2 separate regions of the Homo sapiens genome follow, and region 2 is linked to region 1. A link is a loop called in an ENCODE intact Hi-C map of the cell type or tissue named here. Cell type or tissue: CD14-positive monocyte. All regions are shown on one strand. Links, peaks and the distances in the headings refer to the core of each region. The heading gives the core; the rest is flanking DNA.

Region 1 (11,246 bases), core at 5,610-8,109:
CCCACACATACACTGGCTCCCACCCAGCTTCCAGCTCCTTGACCCCAACCCCCCACACCAGGGCCTCCCCCTCCCCCAGCTTAGGGGCTGAACCAGTGTCATCCAGGAGAACAGCCTGATGGAATGTTCCACCTCTGTGCTCCCCATACATAGCCACTAGCCACAGGAGCCTATGGAACACTGGAAATGCAGCCAGTGCCACCGAGTAACCGGTGTTGTCGTTATGTTAATGCTAATGTTCTTTAATTTTCATTTCATTTAAACATGGCTACAGGCTGCCATACTGCACAGCGCAGATAGAGGCATCACCCGAATGTCTGGTCTCTGCCCTTCTCCTCTGCAGACACCTGCAGCAGTGGAACATATTGGGTGGGCAAGAGCAATTCCTTGCTCCTGAATTCCCCAGCCCAGGACAGTGTCCTCAGCTGAGCGAGTGGAGTGGGAGCACACCCTGAGAAGAGAGGTGCCGCAGCGCCCAGTAGGCTCCTGAGTCTGGGTGTGCAGCCGGGGAGCCCTGGAAGCCTGAGCACCCTCCCAGGCCTTTGATGAGGAGGCAGGAGGGCCCAGGCTCACCCATGGAGGGGGCTTGGGAGCCTGGTGGCCACAGTCTTCTGTCAACCTCATGGGAGGCCAGGCAGGCCAGGGTCAGACAGGGCCAGAGGCCTTCCCCAGAGCCAGCCACTCTTGTCCAGTCCTTAGGCCTTGGAGCCCTGGCCCCAGCTGTGTTTAGAGGGCAGAGCAGAGGCCGGCTGCCTGGGCCCTCCTGTCCTGTCGGACCCGGGATAACCGAGGCGGGGGGTGGGGGGGTGGGGCTCCCCCTGCTGGACAGCCTGGGAAACGTGCCCCCATGCCATACGCAGGGCTGGGAGCCCCTCTCCAAGCTAAGCTCCCCCAGGGAAGCTGCCTGGGACTTCAGGTCCAGCGTGGGTGACAGGATGGAGTGACCAGGACCCAAGACATCCCCTCCAGGGCCTAGGGTGGTGGGAAGCCAAGTGGAGGTCAGTACAGGACCCCAAGTGAACACACCACCCCATGCCACCCACACCCTGCCCAGACAGAGTGCCCTTCTTTTCCCTCCCTGCCTTCCTCTGTCCCCGGCTCCTGGTGCAGGGGAGGGATCAGTCACGGGCTTTAGAGTTAGGCAGACCTGATTTCAAACCCTGCTATGCCACTTACTTGTGTATGACCTTGGGCAAAGGGGTGGAGCTTCCTGGGCCCACTGGGAGGGGGGGATGGACAGGGTGAGGGGATTTCAGGATGCGCTGCTTGCAGGCCTGGCGGGTGGTGGGCAACCATAATCCCCAGCTGTCTTCCCCACTCTCCCCTCTTCCTCTCTCTTTCCCTAGAACTCCAGGGTGAGAACAGCCACCCCCAGGACCTCCAGAGCTACCCTGACATCTGGGAAGACCACGACCTGGGGCCAGCTGCCCACCTGCCACCCCAGGACCATTTCCTCCAGCCTCTTTTCACTGGCCTCCCTGGGCTCTGCTCCTTCCTGTAAGGGCACTTGTGGACAAGACTGTCCCTCTCACACACACACCCTGCCCTTACCTGCTGCCTCCAGGCCAGCCTGGGACAGAAGCCCCATCCTATATCTCGGTTCCCTCCTCCCAGACCTCCAGAGCCCCCAGGCTCCACCTCCCTCCACCCCGATCACGGGGATAAACCTGTGGGGTGAACACCTGAGCGTGACTCCCGCGGGTGAACATGAATTCTGAATGGGAAAGGACAGGTGTGCCTGAGGGTGCATAGGTGGGCACCCCGCCACTGCCACACACTCTCATCCTCTCACAGAGGCTACCAGACTCCTCCTCCATCTCCCAGGCTCAGCACCAGCCTAGGCTGCCAGGCCTGAGCCTCCTGCCCTTCCTCTCCTGCTGGGAAGCTGAGCCATTAGCAAGAGGCAGTAGAACCCAAGAGGCAGCTCCCCCCCCCTTCCAGCCACCCCCAAATCACCTCCAAACTCTAAACCAACATCCGTCTTCCTACGCCCTATTATCTCAGGATCATGCCTTTAGAGGCAGATTATCTAAAGGGGCCAAGGAACTCAGACCAGAACGTAACCTCTTCTGGGCACTCAGAGCTTCGGACGTCTCCGCTGGGCCGAGTCCCTTCGCCGACCATCAGGGCCGAGGAAGTCCAGGAGGCTTGGAGGCTCCTGGATTGTGAGGGGGCTCCTCCTGCTGGGGGTTACGAAGCTTCCAGGCCAGTGCTGTTCTAGCCTGACTCTCCTCCAGCTGGGGGAGAGCAAACCCAGGAAGCCATAGAGAGAGATTCCCATCTTCCAAACCCTCAGGCCTGGCACAGGTGCATCTCCAGAGTGAGCCCAGTGCATCCTACAGTCCTATAAGGCCACCATTGCCCTCACTACCTCACCCCTGCTCGCAGGCTAGCAGCCCCCGTGTGAGCTGGGAGGGAGTGGCCAGAGCACTGGGAGTCCAGCCATCCCCTCTCTCTTGTGCCAACAAAAGATGCAGGGAAGAGACCGGATCTCCAATGGTGGGGACAGGAGCCGGCACCCTCAGGACAGCTCAGGAAAATTTCAGTCCCAGGTAGAATAAATCTCCTGTCAGGCCAGACACGGTGGCTCCCGCCTATAATCCCAGCACTTTGGGAGGCTGAGGCAGATGGATCACCTGAGGTCAGGAGTTCGAGACCAACCTGGGCAATGCGGCGAAACCCAATCTCCACTAAAAATACAAAAATTAGCTGGGCGTGGTGGCACGCACCTGTAGTCCCAGCTACTCAGGAGGCCGAGCCATAAGAATTGCTCAAACCCGGGAGGTGGAGGTTGCAGTGAGCCAAGATTGCACCATTGCACTCCAGCCTGGGCAACAGGGCGAGACTCCGTCTCAAAAAAGAAAAAAAAAGTATCTTGTCCCCCATTCTGAGTTTCATCTGGGCCCCCAGAGGCTGAGGAGGATTTGGGGGCCTCCACTCCTCCCATACACACTTCTCTTCTCAAGAGTCCCCTCAAGATCTATTTTCAGGATCAATGGGAGATGGAGCCCTACCCTAACAGAGAGCCAGAAAGCTCTGAAGGAGGAAGGCCCAGGGCAAGGCCGGGGTAATAGAAGTAAGTGGAGGGGAGGGGAGGGGACTCAGAAGGCTCTCAGTCTGGGCTGATATAACCTGTCTGGCCTTGGACAAAAAAGGCTTATCTGTCATCAATATTTCCAGCCATCTTCCCAGCGTCTAGCCCTAGCCAGTGCCAACCAGAGCTCAGTCCTAACCCCCAAAACTGAACTATGGGTCCAGATATGAAACGCGTAGAAAAGGCCACAAACTCACCGTCCCTGCCCACATGCAAACAGACTTGTACAGAGAAGGTCACAGCCCTGGCAAGGCAGACCCAGCATAGTTCTGCTGACGGTGGTTCCATTTTTTATAAGGAAGAATGGGTCAGTGTATCATAGTCACTAAATCCTGCTTTCAGCAAGGCATTTGTTCAAATGCAGACAAGATAGAGAAATGTGGGCTGTGTGATACATCTAGGTGACCCCAAAGTATCTGGCCCCCAGTGCTGTGTGCGGTGTTGCCAGGCTCTCTCTTTGGCCTGGCTCTTTTCAACTCATCATTTCCTTGAATGAAGAAATTATGCTCACGGAAGCTCTAAAACTGAAAGAGAGATAGTTGAGGCTGGGCACGGTGGCTCACGCCTGTAATCTCAGCGCTTTGGAAGGCTGAAGCGGGAGGATCACCTGAGGTCAAGAGTTTGAGACCAGCCTGGCCAACATGGTGAAATCCCCATCTCTACTAAAAATACAAAAATTAGCCGGGCATGGTGGCATGTGCCTGTAATCCCAGCTACTAGGGAGGCTCAGGCAGGAGAATCGCTTGAACCCGGGAGGCGGAGGTTGCAGTGAGCTGAGAGACGAGATCACACCAGTGCACTCCAGCCTGGGCAACAGAGTGAGACCCTGTCTCAAAAAAAAAAAAAAAAGAGAGAGAGTTGAGAGGGACTAGGAATGTTCTGTAGAGTTAAAACAGAAATCCAAAAAGTCTGTAAAAGGTGGAAGATTAGATCAAAACCAAAAAATAAAGTGTAACACAGATGGATATAAAGTTCATTATTTAGGCTCAAAACTCGGCCACTGACATTTAGAATTAGAGATTTCCTGTTTGGTTCCAGTTCATATAAACTATTTCATTGACCTCATGTTAAAAATGAGTGAACAGCTTTTCAGGTTTGCTTTAAATAGTAGGTGCACCCCCAGCTAATCACTGAATTAGCTGTTCAGTGATTACATCAATGACCCCAGTTTGTTTTCCTGCTTGCTTGCATGTTTATTTTGTTTTGTTTTTTAACACATTTCTGTTCTGTTAGCCTTAATTTGTCCTCTTGGCTTTCAGGTTAGTTCCCCTCATGGTCATAAGATAGCTGCCACAGTTCCAGACATCACATATCTGCTCAAATTTCTAATAGAAGAACAGGCCAGCCCTTTTTGTATCTCTTTTTAAAAGAGAGGAAACCTTTCCCAGAAGCCCCTACTGGGCTTCCTCTCTACCTCGTTAGCTAGAATTGTGTCGCATGCTCATACACTCGCCTAAATTATCCACGGGGAAGAGAAATGGGCTCACTATAACTCTTTGGATCAGTTATGAAGGAGGGTGAGTACTTAATTAAAATCAAGTTCTCTAGCCTGGGCAACAGAGTGAGACCCTGTCTCTACCAAAAAAAAGTAATTAGCCAGGTGTGGTGGCACCTGTCTGTAATCCCAACTACACAGAAGGCTGAGGCAGGAGGATCGCATGAGCCTGGGAGTTCGAGGCTGCAGTGAGCTATCACCACACCACTGCATTCATGCCTGGGTGAGAGTGAGACCCGTCTCTAAAAAGGAAAAATAAATAAAAATAAAAATAATTAGGTAATCAAAAATTCCTTCCCTAAAGGTAATGAACTCTCCATCATTTGAAGCATTCAAGTAAAGACTGAATAAAACCTGTCAGAGGTATAAAAGGAGATTCTTACAATGGATCAGAGTTGGATGTGACAACCCTGAGGTCCTTTTCCATGTAGTTCACATGTACACACATTTCCTCAACAAGGGACCATGGCTCAAGATCTCATGAAAGGGCTTAGTGACTAATTAAATACAACCCCCACACCCTGTGACCACCCACTTAGTTTCACACTGCTAGTCCTTCTCTTCTCAAAGACCCCATCTCTGTTTCCTCTCCACCACCACATCTCAGCAGCTCAGGCTGTCCCAAGAGACTTGAGTGAAGACACAGGCAAAGACAGAGCAGGGGCTTCCGGGCTGAGCCTCCTGCCCAGGTGTGGACTCTCTGGACCCATCCAGGGATGAAATTAACACCCACAGCAACAGACATCGGTGCAGCCGTTGCTGTGCATGAGGCACAAGGGACCTAAGGAGAACTGGCCATTTGAGTTCCAACTCAGAGCTTGCAGTGAAATTGGAGGGAGGAAGACAGGATACATGATGGAACCAAAAAAATCATTCTATTTCTATAAACCACATGTGAAAATCAGCCAGATTTCTTACATCTAAGTAGAAAAGTAGTAATCCAAGATCCACACTCAACAACAGATGAGTGGGGACAGGCAGAGGCACTCTGGGGACACTGAGGAAGGACAGTGATGTTAAAAATAATAGAGCTTGGCGCTGCGGCTCAGACTGCGGCTCAGTCCCAGCACTTTGGGAGGCCGAGGCGGGAGGATTGCTTAAGTCCAGGAGTTCGAGACCAGCCTGGGCAACATAGTGAGACCCTGTCCTATTAAAAATGATAATAGTAGCTGACAATAAAAACAAAAGTGGACATTTCCAGATATGGTCAGATTGTCCTTGTTTGGCCAGTGTCACCAGCAGCTGTGTCCCCATTAGGGGGCCTGGGTGCCCAGGGAAGTTAAGAGGAGATAAGCTCCCTCTGTTCCTGTAGATCTCTGCCCACCTCACCTCTGATGAGATTGTTATATCCTTGCTATCTATAAAATAGGACATTATAATGTTTGTTAAAAAAAAAAAAAAAAGTAACTCCCAAATTTCTGAGTTTCCTGTGTGTTGGGGCTGGGGCTAAGAACTCTATGTACATCATCTAATTTAATTCTCAGTAACACAGATGATCTCTTGATGTCCCTTTAAAGCTTTGGGGTCACTTTCAGTATTCAGATAAAAACAGTTCCATGCCGTACAGTCTCCAAGATGCCTAAGAATTGCCAGGACCTGGCATTTTCATGATTTCCTCTCATTCTGATTTCCTCTTCTCTCTCAATCCTGTTCTGACTCTTGAGTTTATGCAATTTTTTGGGTTGTTTTTTGTTTTTGTTTGTTTTTTTCTTCTTGTTGACCTACAGAAGAGGAGATACCAAAACCAGACTTGGGAGACAGGGGGAGTCCAGGAAGGCTTCCTGGAAGAAGTGGCAGATGGGATCTGTCTCGTCCTGAATTTTCTCCCAAAATGTTACTAACCTATGGCAGAACTTGTAAGATAATTTTCCTAGAAGTTGGGGAATAGGAGGGACCTTCTTGAAGCCTAACAAGTGACTCGAAATTTAAAAATCAGACCTCTTGCTCTTGCCAGTTCCTCCTGAACCAGTCACATCTTCTGGGTTCTGTCTTCAGCCTCTGCACTCCAATCCCGTGGCTGACCCCCCTCTGCCATTTCCGGGTTCTCATTGCTTCCTGCTGAAATGGCTTTTGTCTTTGGAGAAGTTCAGCCCCATTCTTTGGCCTTCCCAGTTTCACTCTGGTGGGTAGAGAGCTTTATCTGACACAATCAATGGGTCATTTTCCGGAACAAAGATCCCTGTCTCCCTGGCAGCAATGAACGCCTTTCTCTAGAATACAAAAGCAGCTAGAGACACACACTTGACTCACAGCAATCGATGAGAAGCAGGGATCGCCATTTACATAAGAGGAGACTGAGGCATAGAGCAGGTAAGAAGTTTGCTGAGGCTGAGATCACAAAGCTGCTAAGTGCTGACATCTAGATTTGAAATAGGTCTGTGGGCTCCAGACTATCCCTCTTAACTGTGACACGAGCTTTCAAAGAGGTGAGGCTTGAGGAAAGCTTGGAGGGAGGGAACAGACAGACAGAGAAGCCCAAGGCATGAGGCAGAGCCCAAGACCTGCTGAGCCCATGGGAGTGAGCCGGGGCAACTGAGGCAGGGAGCCTGGGAGGAAGCCATCACTGAGGCGGGCAGGAGATCAGCGGGTGGACTGGAAAGCAAATTAGGAGGAAAACCTAAGGGGCGATTGGGTCAAATCAAACAGAAGGACTGAGTGTGGGGGCTGACAGAGAAGGAGGAATCAGGAGTCCTGTCCAGGTTTCTGACCAGCAACTGGAGAGATGCTTACTGAGACAGTGGCCATGCGGGAAGGCGGGAGGGGTGTTCAGAACGTGCTCAAGTTCACACATGTGGGGATGGAGATGCTCTTAAGCTGCTGGGCTGTTTCTCCTGAGACAAGCCCACACTGGAGCGGCCAGCAGCCTACAGATGGTAATTAAAGCCACAGGGAGGATGAGCTCACGCAGGGAGAACGCGTGGAGGGAGGAGGTGAGGACTGGGATCCACTCGAGAAGCACCCACAGCAAAGGGGGCGGGCGACCAGCGAAGGAAAGCAAGAAGCCAGCCAAGGCCAAAGCCACAGGCACCGGCGGGGTTCCGCCTGGGACCTGAGGCTGGACTTCCAAGCAGGCAGCGGCCCACATGGCCAAATGCCATGGGAGGCAGAAACGTCCTGAGAACAGCAGTTGGATTTAGAAGTGGTAAGGGGGTGGATTGGAGAGGGGACTTGGTGACTTTGTAGACCACTGGTGATGCCACTCAGAGGAAAAACACCTGGAAGACCACTTGCTTAAAAAAAAAAAAAAAAGTGAATGAGAGAGAACATCAGACAGCAAGGAACGCTAATCCTCCCAAGATACGAGTTGGGGGAGAAAAGATAAGACGTGATCTGAAGAGACAGCTGGGGCCAAGGGAGAGAGGGTTTTGTTTGTTTTGTTTTAAGTGGGAGAGTTGAGCCAGTGGCTGTGAGTGAAGAGGGGAGGTACAGAGCAGAGGTGAAGATTCAGGTGGAGGCAGAGATCGCGGCTCAGGAGCAGAAGGTCCCACCAGCCTCTCCTAAAGACACGCTCTGTCAAAAACATCCAAATCGATAGAAATCCACGAGAAGATCAGGGCCTGACCGTGAGCCATGGTCTCAGGAGGGTCAGAGTAGGAGTGAAAATGGCTTCTAGTGGAAGGAACAGCTAAGGGCTGGGGCAGCAGTTCTCAGGAAATACAGTGGCATCCTGTCCTTCTGGGCCACCCATGCCCCCTACCCCAGCACAGGGGCCACAGAGAAGCTCTCTGCCCACCCCCTGGAGGCTGCTTGTCTGGTCCTTGCACCACCCACATGGGCTGCCCCTGCTGGTTTAGCATGGGCCTGGGTTTCTCTCTCCTTATGCTCTCTGGGGCTTACCTGCATGCCTACAACTTCTACCTGAAGTCACCCTGTCCCCTGGCCTGGACATGGAGTATCCCAGCTCCTGGCTCCTCCATTCAGAGCAGAAGGTGTCCCAAAGCCCTCATATCCAAAGAAACTGAATTCTTCCTTGAGCCTGCCCTCCCCACAGCCACTGAAATGTGTCTGCAGACCCGGCTCCCCCAGCCTCTCTTCCACGTCCCCAGGCTCGGTGAGTTCCACCAGCGATCCTGTTCCTACACAATGACTACAACAGTGGCCGTGCACTGAGCCCATGCCACTCACTGATCCATTCCTTTGTTGAATACTCCTGGAGCACCTACCACGTGCCTGGTGCTTTACCGATTGCTGGGATGCAATGGGGAGCAAGTCAGATTTGTCCCTGCTCTTGTGTGGCTTGAAGCCTTCCATCTAGCATTGTGCTAGACACTGCTTGTGTTATCCTCTTTATCCGTACAGCAGCCCTGTGAGACAAGCATTACTACCACCATTTTAGAAAAGAAGAAATCAAGGCCCAACATGGTAAGAATTCCACAGCTTATAGAGAGCAGATCCTTAACCCACCATCCTGGGAGGCTCTGCTTCCTCCACCCAGGGTTGACTCAGCTTCTTTAAGCTCAGGTTCCCCAAGTTCTCTTCTAGAGTGACTCCTCTCCCCTCTTCACTCCACTGGAGGTAAGGGTGCATTGTTTGAGTCTGGAGACTGAGGTCTGAGGCCTGGCTCCTGGATCATGGCTGAGTAACCTGGAATGGACTATTTATTTCATGGCTCAAAGCCCAAGTCCCCTCCTTGGTAAAATGAGTAAGGATGATCCTCCAGGACCTGCCCTCCCCAGATAGGCGCTGGGGGGATTACATGAGGTCAGAGATGTGAAAGTGCTTTCAGAGGCACTCACAGGCAAGGGGTTATGCTTATGAAAACTTTCTCTAAGCGGAAGCCCTGGCATCAGCAAATTACATATTAACGTGTGTTGAGTCACCACACTTCCTGTCCCAAGCTGTTTATACTGGGAGTGCTTTGCTAGCTGTGTAATGAAAGGTTTTTCCTCTCCTAAAGGAATTTCAGGTGTCTCCTAGCAGGCAGAGGAAGGAATCAGGGGCCTTCCTTGCACCTCTGAAATCATAGCCCAGAAGGCTGAGACTAGCATTTGTTGAGCATTTAGTATATGCCAGGCACTGGGCTAAGCTCTTTGCACACAATACCTCATTTACTTCTCATAAACCCTTAAGATGAAAATACTATCCTTACTTCACAGATAAGAAAATGAATGTATCTGAAGCCACAAAGCTTTGAAGTGGTGAATTGAGGACTTAGAGCTAGGCCTGTCTGACTCCAAAACTCATGCTTTTCCCAGCCCTGCCCCGAATCCCTGCCAAAAGCGACCTCCTCCAACTGCAGCCTCAGCACCGACACTCTGATGCTCACTGGTGTGCCTCCTGCCCGCCTCTGCACCACACAAGGAGCTCTTTGAGGACAAGGACTATGTTGAACTCATCTTTGTATTTCCAGCCATCAGCACAGTGCCAGGGCCAGGGACGGCATCAACAAACATTCTGCTGAATGATTGAATGGTCAAAGAATAACTTTTTCTTAAGGACAAAATCGTGACTCTGATACCAATAACCTATGTCAAAAATTGTATTTAGTCCATTAATTCATGGGGGAACCAGTAAGATATTACAATTGGTTAAAAGAAAATCTCAAAGAACCTGAAATATAGCTCTCATGGTCTGCTCCAACTGCCATAAGAAAACACCATAGGCTGGTGGCTTCAACAAGGGAAATCTATTTCTCACAGTTCTGGACACTGGAAGTCCAAGATCAAGGTTCAGGTGTCTGATGGGGGCTCACTTCCTGGCTTGTGTGTCCTCTTGCTATGGCCTCACATGCCTTTTCCTCGTTGTGTTATTACCAGTTTTCTGTAACTTCCAGGGCTGTAAAATAGCTCAAAGACCATGAAGCCTGAAAAAAACCCAGAAGAGTATGCTAGACAAGACACCCAATCATCTTTTTGGTCCATTTCAAAGTCTTTCACAATTTTTCCCTATAGAACGCATCAATGAAAACAGCTGTCTGGGATGCCGCTGGGAGTGTCCACTCCCCCATCCACCCCCAATCCCACCTCTCTGGGGTTGCATTTTGTCATGCTTCTTTCATCACTCACTTCCATCAGACAGTGGGTGGTCCCACAGCTTGGGCCTGAGGCCTTTCAACTGCCAACCAACTCCACCCACAGTGATACTGACACCCCAGACTCACACTTACAACTGCCTATGCAGTATCTCCTTTGTCTAGAGTAAAGAAAGAAGGCCGCATTACAATGTCCTAAATGGAGGGGGCCTGTGACTCGGAACAGCCATGCAAGGGCACAGATGGGCTGGGAGGGAGAGCCCTACAGTGCGTGGACTCCCTTGCCACTCACATTGGCATTGGCCCATGAAGATCTTAGCCCAGGAAAGAGCGTGCCTGACACAGTCTTACAGGAAAGGGCATCCCCAGGCTGCCCAGACCTAAGGGCTTCTACACCAGCTAGCTGGGCACCATTGAAAAATTTAAGACCTCACCAGAAACTGCACCTGACAAGGGGCCGAGAGTGTAGGAGGAAGATCACGCATGAGAAGGAGGTTCCCACTGGAAAATCAATGGAAAGCAAACCCTGGGATGTCTAAATGCCAAGAAGAGTCCAGCTAGCTCATTGGAAAATTCAACCTTGACTTCAGATCCCTTGAAAATCCAACATTTGTTCTTAAAAAACAATTTCTGATGTCTTTTTCTGTCTTCCTTTTATGAAGGTCAAGTTCTACCTGCAGAATGGT
Region 2 (11,246 bases), core at 3,097-5,596, 130 kb after region 1:
AGCTCTGACTCAGGACATTCAATGCTGCTTCTGCCTCTAGGCAAGAGGCACTCACTTCCTGGTGTCTGGGGTGCCACGGACCCAGGCCCCTCCACACACACATCCGCCCCATAAGGCCATCTCATCTAAGCCCACTTAGACAGAAGACTTCCTGGCAGGGCCATCCAGGTTTTCGCTGAGAACAACAGTGGTTCTCAAAGTGTGGTTTCTGGACCAGCAGCATCAGCATCACCTGAGAACTTGTCAGAAATGCAGATCCTCAGGCTCCACCCAGACTTCTAGAATCAGAAACTGGGGAGGGAACCAGCAATTTGGGGTTTAATGAGCTCACCAGGCAATTCTGATACATGCTTCAGCTTGAGAACCATTGATCTAAAGCTGGGTTCAGTCAATATCGAGTCAACTAGACGGAGGTCCCCTGGGAGCCCAGGACTGTGCTAAGACTGGCAGGGAAGAAAGCCACCACCTTCCCTGCACGGGCCTGATCAGTGGCAGGCAGCAGGCTCAGCCAGAGAATGCTGGAGGCCACAGAGGGTGCGAGCTGCACACCCCGTGGCAGGGAACAGAGACTCCAGGAGGAGGAGGGGAATAAAACTAAATGTAAATAATGGGGCCAAAATGTAGGCATGAATGGGGGCCAGTAACTCCAGCAGGCCTCTTTATGCAGTGCAGTTACTTACCAAGTGCTGTCATATTCTCCCTCTCGTTGGGAGAAGAGTGGAGCAGGAGGGATTATCCCCATTTTACAGGGGAGACAGTAGAGAGGAGAGGCGCCCTATCCCAGGCTTCAGGGCAGTCAATAAGGAACTGGGCTCGGTTCCTCTGACTCCCATTCTAGCGCCCTTTCCAGGCCGGGGAAGCTGTGGGAGGGCCTGAGCCTAGCAGTTGGCAGGATCTGGAGGAGCTGAGGGAGGTTTTGGGAAATCCTGGGGGGTCGGCTGGAGAGGAGGCAGGAGTCAGGGGGCATCCTGGCATCATGCCTGCTGCCCTCATCATCATCCACAGCACTGCCTTCCTCATCAGTGTCCCAGCTAGGACAAGTTTGCCACAGCTACAAGTGACAGAAAGCCAAGGAGGAGAGGCGAGTGGAATTTGGCAGGAAAGAGGGAGCAGCCCATCTTCTTGGGGAGGAGGGTCCTCATGAGGGCCTCAGGCAGGTCCCTCTGGCTGTGGGCAGAGGACCCAAAGGATGGAGAAGGGAGGCAATGGAGGCTGCAGCCAGTGGCCGGGCATGGCCTGGACTAGGATGGTGGCTGTGGGGAAGGAAGAAAGTGGCGCAGGAGGAGTGGAGGGCCAGTAGATAGACACACGGGCCGCACCATTGACCCTGGGGAATGTCATATGTCTTCTCCTGGCCGCCATTCTCCCCATTCCCCTTCTTCATGTCATCTCACAAGAGCAGGCCCCTCAGGAGGAACCCGCCATGGGAGAGAAGAATGTGACTCCGCTTTGCAAGTTCTCTTCTCTCCCTGAGCTTTCCCCAGTGTCTGGCCTTGGGCACAGGGAAAGTCCAGACCAGCCTATGGGGCCATCCCCATCCCATCTGCATCTCCCAGCCTTGGTCAACCTCTCTTCCTCACCTCTCACCTCAACCCCCACTCATCCCTCCTGACACTGCACCCCACACTGCCTGTGTCCCCACCGCCTGCACCTCACCTCCTTTAGAAAGCCTCTCCCCTCACCGTCCCCAGCCTCTAGGACTCAGCAGCCACAGGACTTGTATTTCATTCCCAGCTCTTCTACCTGTTATCTTTGTAATGGATACAAAGGCCCTTCGGCTTCCTCAGCCCCGCTCAGTGAGTGTTGTGAAGGTCAGCGAGGGGCCTGGTAATGGTAGGTGCTCAGGGTCTGGTACTTCCTGTGCTACCCGGGCCTCCTCAGCATCTACCTACAACTATGTGAATCATATTCCACAGAGACAGGTGGGCCTTGCCCCTATGAAAGTTTCCTCCACTCTTCACTCCCCACCCACACCAGCATGCAGCGTGGACCAAAGGCACAGGAGGCAGGAGCCAGAGCCTCTCGGCAGGTGGTGCACAGTGGGAAGAATTCAGAGCTCTCCATGGCCCACCTCTATGTTTTGCCTTGTAAATGATGATGACATCTTCTCTAAAGACTTTCCCTCTTGGGAGAATATCGTCAATGCTGACACTGACATGAATTTGTCTGATGGTGAGGGCGGTAGGGGCACACAGCCAAGTTCCTGGAGAGCAGGGGCAGCACAGGACACATCTCTCTACCCACAGCGCTCACCACAGAGGCTCTGCCACATTCATAAGGAGGGAGAGAAGAGGGGATGGGCCAATCCTTTGCCCAAGATCAAGTCTTTAGGGCTCAGGTTCATTCGGAAGTTAGGGTAAGAGGTGAACTTCAGACCAGTACTCGATTGGAGACTAGAAATGAGAATAGGGTTTAAGATTCATATTAAGGAAGGGATGATGATTCGAGCTGTACTTCAGATTGATATGGATTCAAGTCTAGATTCTGGTGAGAGTTCTGTTTAAGGTGGACTCTAGGGACTAGGTTATTGTTAGCCCTAAGGCTCAAGCTAAAATGCATCTTAGCATTAGGTGTGTCTGAAAATCCTGGGGCTTGCAGCAAGGTTCAGTGCTGTGGGCTGGGGCAGAAGCTCTGCAGGTGACAGGCCTGACAGCCAGCTGGAGAGGTAGGTGTGGCCAGGCAGCCAGGGCCAGATAGGCTCTGAGGCCAGCACCGTGGACAGCTCCAAGGGAAGCACCTTAGTAAGCCAAGAAGCCACTGAGATGTTCCCAGCTGCCAACACTGACCCCGGGAAGACCAAGATGGCACCATATCCTCCAGGGAGTTGGGGGTCTCTCATCTTTGGGTCTTTGTGTTAACCGCAGAATCATTCTCCTCTTAGACCCTATATCCCCTGGGCCTAAAATCGGATTCTAGTTGAGAAAGCTCTGGTTTGGGCCTTTACAAGATGACCATTTTCCTAAAAATCAAAGTTCTTCAAATTCAACCCTTGACTACCAGATTCACTCCACTTTGCATGGCATAACTTATTTCTCTGATTTTTCTTTCTCATAGAGAAATCAGGGAGCTCCTCAAACATGACTCTTCTCTCCCTCCTCGCATCTTCCCCTCATCTCTGGAGCCCTCAGAGGTAGAGTGGGACACAGGTGAGGGGCACTTGGGCAAGCAGTGCACAGAGTCTGATTTCCTCCCAGCCCTGGCCAGACAATCTCCTCTTTCCCTTCAATATTGCCAGATGCCATGTCACAAGAAGAGGTGCTACGGAGCAGCGACAGGCTGAAGGAAATCAGATACTGCCCACACTCAGCCCCATGTCCTGCAGGTCATAGATAGGCAGGACTTCCAAAGCATACCAACCCAGCCCCTCAGAATAGGGGACAAGGTCACCAATGTGAACTGACCACCTACTTTGTGCCAGACCTAGTCAACATTATCTCATTGCATCATAAAACCAGCCCGAGTGTAGTAGGTGAGATTACCCCCTTTTAACTGATGAAGAGACTGAGGCTCAGAGAAGTTAATAACCTGTCCAGGGCACCTCATTAGCAAACAGAATACCTGGGATTTGAGACCAAGTCTGCCTGACCCTAAGCCTGTTGACACAAAACCTTTACTTTTTCCACCATACCATGAACTCCGGTTGTTAGAAAGGCCTTAAAATCAACTTGGCAAGAACCCTCTGCCTTTGTACCAGATGACATCATCCATCACTAATTCTGGCCTGGGTCTCCACAGGTATAACTGTGTCTCTTGGATGCTGAAGGCTGGGAAGAGGGGCTTTGTCATCCGCCCAGGGTGGTCCTCCCTCTAGGGCTTGGAAGCTCAAGTGAGCAACCCCCCTGGTGGGCAGGTGAACCTCATGGTTCAGGCGGTGGCCAAGCAGTTCAGCAGCGTGGCTTCCTCTGAGCCATTTCCCCCAACAGGGCACCTTCAGAGGACAAATCTGCATGTGCCAGGGGTACTGCCTGAAATCACCCCCTAGGGAGGGAAAGTGGAAATGGTCCCTGAACCCCTGACTCCAGCTCTGGGGAATCTAGCCCGCCCCGGGAGGTCACCTGGGTTGGGAGCAAAGGTGAGGCAGCCTCAGCGAACCAGAAGGCACCAGGCTGGGAGGCTCTGGGGGAGCAGCGAGCTGGAGCCTGGCGCTCCTCCTGTCCCTCTGTAGTAATTAACAGGCCTTTGTTCCTGTCCCTGATCTCGTCTGGCAGAGCCTTAATCATCCTCTTGCCTGCAATGAGCAGCCTTCTCATTAGGGCCTTAAGAACCTCTATTATAAACATGTAAATGGAACTCAACGAGGAGGGAAATATTTGACTGCTCCAATTTCCTTTGTGCCGCTGCCAGCTCTGGGCTGCGCACGCCCGTGATTTCATTGCTCAGCAGCCAGGTGCCAGCCGCTGCCCCCACCGCCCCGTCACACAGCTCCATCTTCTCCGATTGGAATTTAATTACCTTCACCAGCGAATGTTTGGAGAACCTCTCTCCATCAATTGATTCTGAAGTCAGATTTTTATTCCGAGATACTTAATGGCACTTGGGCTGATGGAAGCCTGGGAGCAGGTGGACCTGGGCCACAAGGAGCCCTTTAACAACAGGGTGAGGAAGGGTCATTGCGGATATTCCCCTGCCTCTGAGCAGGTCAATATTTCAGGCACCCCAGACAGTTGGAAGTATCGCATTCCTGAGCCTCCTGCTGGTCTGGACTGGAAGTTCTTTCTGATGTCTGCTTGATGCTGGGTGAGCCTTTTTTTTTTTTTTTCAAAATTGTAGTTTAGCCCTTGATGAAAAGGAGGAGCCCCTTCACTGCCTGAGAAAGAAGCTGATGATAGGATCAGCCTCTCCTAGGGGTGTGATAGCTCTTGCCTGTCACGGATGAGATGGACGTGTGCTCCCTGCAGGCCCGTGCAGCTGGGGCCTGTGGCGCCCCCAGGATGGTGAGCCCTTCTTGTGCAGAAGTCTCCCTGTGCCGAGTCCTCCTTCGGCACACAGTAGATACCTAGACATTCACTGCCCCCGTGCCTTTCTTTTCCTTTTCCAAATTGGAATCTCTACTCTGCTCATTCTTCAATGCCCAGATCACTTCCCTCCTCCACGAGGCTGCTCTCTACCATCAGGCCATAGTGATCTCTCCCACCACTAGCTTCAGAGCATGCTGTCTGCCCACTGTTTGTCCATTTAATGGATGTCACCTGCGTGAAACAGGGCCTTATTGGCCCACAGTAAATCATAGGCATAGGTTGCATATGTTGCCCAATTTGAATAAATGAGTGTCACTCCTTCAGGGTGCAGACTTCCCTTTCACTGCTGTATTCCTCACTGCCCTCAGCACAGTGCCTGGAACATTCAAGAAAACTGGGTTGCTGGGGTAGCAGGTAGGTAGGTAGATGGGTATTCTGGTCAGAGGACTGCAGTTGGTGGGGTGATGAAATGGTGGAAGGGTAGGCTTGTTAGCTGATTGGTTGGTTGGTGGATGAGTGGCATATTGGTTAGTGGGTTGCAGAGTTGGTGGGGAAGCAAGAGAACAGGTGTGCCAGTTATTACTGAATTGCGTCTCAGCTTCACATGTACTCTCCGGGGTCTGGTCTGTGATCGTGGAGCTAGACCCTGTCGATATTTCTCTTTAACCAGCTGGCTCCATGTTCGGCTTTCCCAGGAGACGGTGCTGGAGGAGCAGCACAGGACGAGGAAGGGCTTCTCTTGCAGGCTCCTCAGTGAGGTGTCCCGCAGCATCCAGCCTCCTGCAGCAGCCCAGAGAGTGGCCTGCCAGAGAGTTCCACCCACACCGGCACTTCAGCAAACTTTCCTGCAGCCAGGGCGCCTCGGCTGTACCATCTCTAACAAGGTTTGGGTCTCAGCCCTGGGTGTTGGGGTTGCGGGAAGACGCTTCCAGGTTTCTTCCTGCCTTCGATGCTCGGCCTCAGCCCTAGAGGTAGAAGTGTTCCTTAGGTAGGCGATCTCCTGTCATGGTTAGTGGGTGATCCCCTGTCATGGTTAGTGGGTGATCTCCTGTCATGGTTAGTGGGCGATCTCCTGTCACGGTTACTGGGTGATCTCCTGTCATAGCTACTAGGCGATCTCCTGTTATAGTTACTAGGCAATCTCCTGTTATGGTTAGTGGGCGATCTCCTGTCATGGTTAGTGGGTGATCTCCTGTCATGGTTACTGGGTGATCTCCTGTCATAGCTACTAGGTGATCTCCTGTTATGGTTACTAGGCAATCTCCTATTATGGTTACTAGGAGATCTCCTGTCACAGTTAGTGGGCGATCTCCTGTCATGGTTAGTGGGCGATCTCCTGTCACGGTTAGTGGGCGATCTCCTGTCACGGTTAGTGGGTGATCTCCTGTCACGGTTAGTGGGCGATCTCCTGTCACGGTTATTGGGCAATCTCCTGTCACGGTTAGTGGGCGATCTCCTGTCATGGTTATTGGATGATCTCCTGTCATGCTTAGTGGGTGATTTCCTGTTATAGTTAATAATTCTTTATATTAAAGCTTTCTGTTCACAGCACTGTGTAGCTTCTATCTCCTGATTGGACAGTGTGGTAATGAGTTGGTTGGTGAGTTGGCTGATAGGCTGGTTAGTGGGGTGGTTAGATGGTGGAAGAATAGGCCGGTTGGTAGATTATCTGGTTGGTGAATTGGTATGTTGCTTAGAAGGTTGCTGAGTTGGTGGCATGGCAGGGTGTAGGGTAACAGGTAGAGTGGTGGCTGATGGATTGGTGAGTGGGGTGTGGCTTGGCTTGTTGGTTGGTGTACTTGGCTGGTTGATGGGTTAGTTGAAGGATGGGGTGATGAGCTGATGCTTCAGGACATGGAGTTAGCATCATGTCAGAGGGAAGGACGAGTCCCAGGGAGGCCCCTAAAGTGCTGGTGGGTCTCAGTCTCCATTTCTGCCCTCTCATAGGGCCAATGCTGCTCCCCAAGCTGGGACCCTCAGAGCCACACCATGGCGGCTTGGAAGGTGGCAGGGCTGCAGAAGAGGCTGTGGAGGAACTTGGAGCGTGACTCCAAAGGACGACAAGCAGAGGAACCCTGGGCATGTCAAGCCTCCCCTGTGCCCCTTTACCACCCCGTACCAGGGCCCTGCTTCTCCTGCAGGCTCTGAATAAGCCTCCAAGTTGCCGCCAGATTGCCCAGCACCCAGATGACTTTCCAGCAAAGAAACTTAAGGATGCATAGTCCTTCAGGATGGATTTCTGCCTTTGCCCCATGAAATCTCCCGAGATACAGACCCCAGAGCATGGACCTCTCTTAGGTACTGGGCCACCCTCCTACCCCAGCCGGGCTTAGAATTCTTCCCAGTGTATCCCCCCCACCCTGGTCCATCAGGACCCCCAGATCCTCTTCCTCTCTCAAGTCAGTCTCTGCCACCTCACTCTTCAGCTGTCCTCTGTGCTGTGACAGTCCTTCTTACCACATCTCCCCTGGCTGGCCTGTCCTTGAGGCTTGGGCTGAAACCATCAGCAAGACCTTTGTCTCCTTTCCTACTGGCCTTCCCTGCTCCCCACCCGTAGGTCCCCACTCCATGCCTTATGGGTGGTCTGGCCCACACTCCAGCCAGAGCCACCAGGACATTTCCAAATTACATCCTTCAAGAATCAGGAAGAGATTTCAGAAGGAAATTGCTTTCTCCCCTGCTCAGTCCAAATGAGACTATTTTTTACTTGTCTTGCCCCTCCCCCACCTCTCTCTCTTGCAATTTCAGTAAAAAATGAGAACAGTAGAAAGCGGACCCCCTCGTTGGTCAGCCTTTCTCCCTCCTGAGGTCTGCAGAGGCCTGAAGGCATCAGCTGGGCTAGGGCAGCACCGGCTCCATTCCTGCGGACAGGCTGTACTCCAGGGCTCCATAAGCCCAGAGGCCAGGTCCGGGGAGCTGCAGGAGAGGGCAGACTTGGGGGACAGGGGGAGCCTGTGGCTAGAGAGAGTCAGGCAAACCTGTGAAGTAGGAGCCTCACTTTGTCTCCTGATGCCCCTCTCCCTCCAGGAATGTCCTCCATTGCCTCCAGGTCCCTACAGGTCTCAGGTCAGAGGCAAGACATCCAGGACATCTAATGCTCCATCTATGCCACCTGTGCCAGGCCTCTGAAGGTCACCCCTTCAAGAAAGCACCAGCCTGAGTCAGGGGGCCCGAGCTCCAGCCCTGCTCAGAATGCCACTGCTCTCTCTGCTTCAGTCGTCTCACCCAGAAGTGAGGCCACCTCCAGAGTTGGGGCCAGGATCAGATGGGATGATGCAGGTGCAGGCGCCTTGTAAAGAGTGCAGGCTGCTGTTTGCTGACCACTCATGCCGTGCCATGCCCTGTGCTGAGTGCTTAAGTGTGTAATCTCATTTTGTCTTCACAAGAATCTTCCAGGAGAGTCTATTGTCATTTCATCTAAAGAGAAGGGATCAAAGCTCAGGGAGGCCATGGAACTGCCTAAAGGCACACAGCGGCCGAGACCTCAAATCCCTGTTCTTAACCCTGTTCACACTGTGTTGTCAGGTGCTAGTCTGAGTTTTGTTAAAGGTACCTTTGAAGAACTATTGATATGGTTAGGCTTTGTGTCCCCACCCAAATCTCATCTTGAATTGTAATCCCCGTAATCCCCACATGTCAAGGAGAAAACAGGTGGAGGTAACTGAATAGTGGGATCAGTTTCCCCCATGCTGGTATCATGATAATGAGTTCTTATGAGATCTGATGGTTTTATAAGGGGCTCTTCCCCTTGGCTGAGCTTCTTCTTCCTGCCACCTTGTGAAGAAGGTGCTTGCTTCCCCTTCACCTTCCACCACGATTGTAAGTTTCCTGAGGCCTCCCCAGCCATGCGGAACTGTGAGGCAGTTAAGCCTCTTTCCTTTATAAATTACCCAGTCTTGGACAGTTCTTTATAGCAGTATGAAAATGGACTAATACAATTATCACCCCAAGAGATAAGTGCAGGAGGAATTTCAGGCTGTGCATGTGTGGAGGAGACACGGGGTTGAGGAGAGCTTCTAGAATTCCTCAAATGACAATAATAGTGGCCAACTTGTGCAGGCTGTGTGCTAACCTGCACACAGTTAGCCTGCACAGGTTAGCCACTATTATTGTCATTTGCTAGCCACTCTGATGCTGTGGCTGACTATGTGCAGGACTCTGCTAAATTCTTTCTCTTGTTAACTCATTTAATACTTACCATCCTCTAAGACAGGTACTGTTATCATCTCCAGTGTGCAGATGGAAAAGCTGAGGCACAGAGAGGTGGCTTAAGGCATTCAAAGGCATGTGACTAGTTAGCCTCTGCCCCTTACAGCCTCAGCCACGACACCGAGGGAGCTACTTCTCCTCCCACTGACTCCTCTTCCTGAACCAGAATGTACCTTGTGGGAGTTGTGGGACAAGGAATAAATGGGGGGCTAATTGTCAGAATAAGAACCCCAGACCCAGGACCCACAGTGAGGATGGGGATGTCTCTGCCCTGACTTTCAGGTCAAAATCACCTTCTCTGTCTATCACACCCCTCTCCCCCGACACCCAACATAACACCTATAGTCCATGCTGTTCAAGGCTGTGGTGCTGAAGGAGGGGGTGTGGACTGGGTACCCTGGGACACAGGGCTGCTTGGCTGTTAGTCTCCTGGTTCCTCCCACCCCACCCCGGAGCCTCCCAATCTCCCTCTTGAGTGTGTCCCATCTCTGGCTCTCTGTGCCAGTTGCCCTTGTTTCCCTTACCCCCATCCATCCCTTTTCCTGGCACCAAGCTTCAGATTGCAGGGTCACCTCAGCCACTGGACAGTCACAGGGAGCCAAGGACAAAAGGACCAGTGACATCACTTGGGAATGAGACCAGGAAGTTCAAGCCTGGCTGACGGGGCCAGGGAGGGGAGAGCTAACCAGGAGATGACAGGTTCACCAACCTGTCAACAAGAGTGTATCTAGACCCAGCAATGCTAGGCTGTGGCTGAGCAAGTCACATGGACTGTTAACCAAGGGGTCTATCGGGGCAGCAGCAGCAAGGGACCTCCCCTGTAATGCAAGACTTCTGTCACCTCAAGCTTCTTCTCCAGGATATGTTCCATCTGTACTGGGGAGGGGGGAATTCTCCAGACAGAGCCAGCGCCTACCCCCCTCCCCTAACACACACGGTTGCACTGGGCATGCATCCTAATAAGCAGTCATTTAGGCATATTTTGCTGCCCTAAAGATTTTGAAAATCATGTAAAAGTATGCATATAATATGATAAGATGTAACACATAAATGGATGATGTTCAATCAAAGCCAAGACTGGTGGGGCCTCATCTTCACGCCAAAGTGAGAGGGAAAGCAAGGTCCAGGAAGGGAGGAAAGGAGGAGGCAGTGGCCAAAGACCCAGAGACAGAGTGAAGGGACAGAGCTAGCGACCGAGAGGTTCCAGAGAGAAACAAGGCGCCTCAACCCGGCAGCTCCCCAGGCCTGCACTGGGCCACCAAGGGCTCCACATGCTCGTCATGAATTTCCCTTTTCTGTCAAAAACAACCAAGACACAGGGAGAAGAAGCATAGAATAATGAGGTGAGATCAGAGGGGATGTTTTTGTACTCAGAACATTTCAGAAAATTGGCTCTGAACATGGGGGCAGTGACCACAGAAAGGAAAGCAGTGACAAGGTCCTCAGAATCCAAGAGACAAACGCTCCCTGGGAGAAAGGAGTGGTGTTTACTTGCGTGTTCATTACCCTCTACCAGCAGCGAGGACAGTGCCCAGCACACAGTAGGTGCACAGTAACTATATCGAATCATTGATGAATGAACACCAGCTTTTCAACACAGCTAAGGTTTTATTAGCCCTTAAGCCTGAGGAAAAAAATACATCCCCCATGGGTAGTTCCAAACAGGCCACTGATGAATGGGATGGGCAATTCATCCATTCATTTATTCATTCACCCATTCATTTACCCTCCAATATGTGTTGAGCCCTTCCCAGTGCGCACTGCTCTAGGATGAATCAGTGGACAAAACATAAAAATTCCTGCCCTCAGGGAGCTTTTGTTGTGTTGGCAGAAGACAGTGCAATAACACAGACGAGCAATGGGCTGGGGTGTGAGAAGGTCATGCATGCCATGGAGGGAAATAAAAGGGACAGGGTCAGGCAGCAGACTTGCAGGAGGTGAGGGAGGGAGCCAGGCAGCCATGTGAGGAAAGAAAAATGCAGAGGCCCCTGGGGGAGCCTGCGGGTAGTGCAGGTGTGTGAGTGTGTGGGTGTGCGGGTGTGCAGGCATGTGCGGTAGGGATGGCTGGCACGCCTGAGC

What was found. Hi-C counts contacts between places; a loop is a spot of excess contacts. Peaks named below come from ENCODE experiments on the same cell type or tissue, not always from the same donor. Only the 100,000 strongest peaks of a DNase experiment are listed, where the experiment ranks them.
Region 2: it touches region 1 in a loop (2.3-fold over the local background); 5 of 110 quality-filtered maps call a loop at or near these places.

Annotation. Positions count from the first base shown.
Region 1 is chr11:119,613,848-119,625,093 of GRCh38, reverse strand. No RefSeq gene overlaps it. Among named protein-coding and RNA genes, the nearest start is that of NECTIN1-AS1, 90 kb to the left of the region's middle. RefSeq lists enhancers at 603-1,477, 1,478-2,354, 6,608-7,195, 8,376-8,965, 10,441-10,964. In CD14-positive monocyte, for the core only: no CTCF peak of the experiment used is centred there; a DNase peak (open chromatin) is centred at 6,663; H3K4me3 peaks cover 1,436 bases; H3K27ac peaks cover 1,981 bases.
Region 2 is chr11:119,485,387-119,496,632 of GRCh38, reverse strand. All of the region lies in intron 3 of USP2-AS1 (USP2 antisense RNA 1), which reads right to left. Among named protein-coding and RNA genes, the nearest start is that of THY1, 68 kb to the right of the region's middle. In CD14-positive monocyte, for the core only: CTCF peaks have their summits at 4,389 and 4,619; a DNase peak (open chromatin) is centred at 4,692.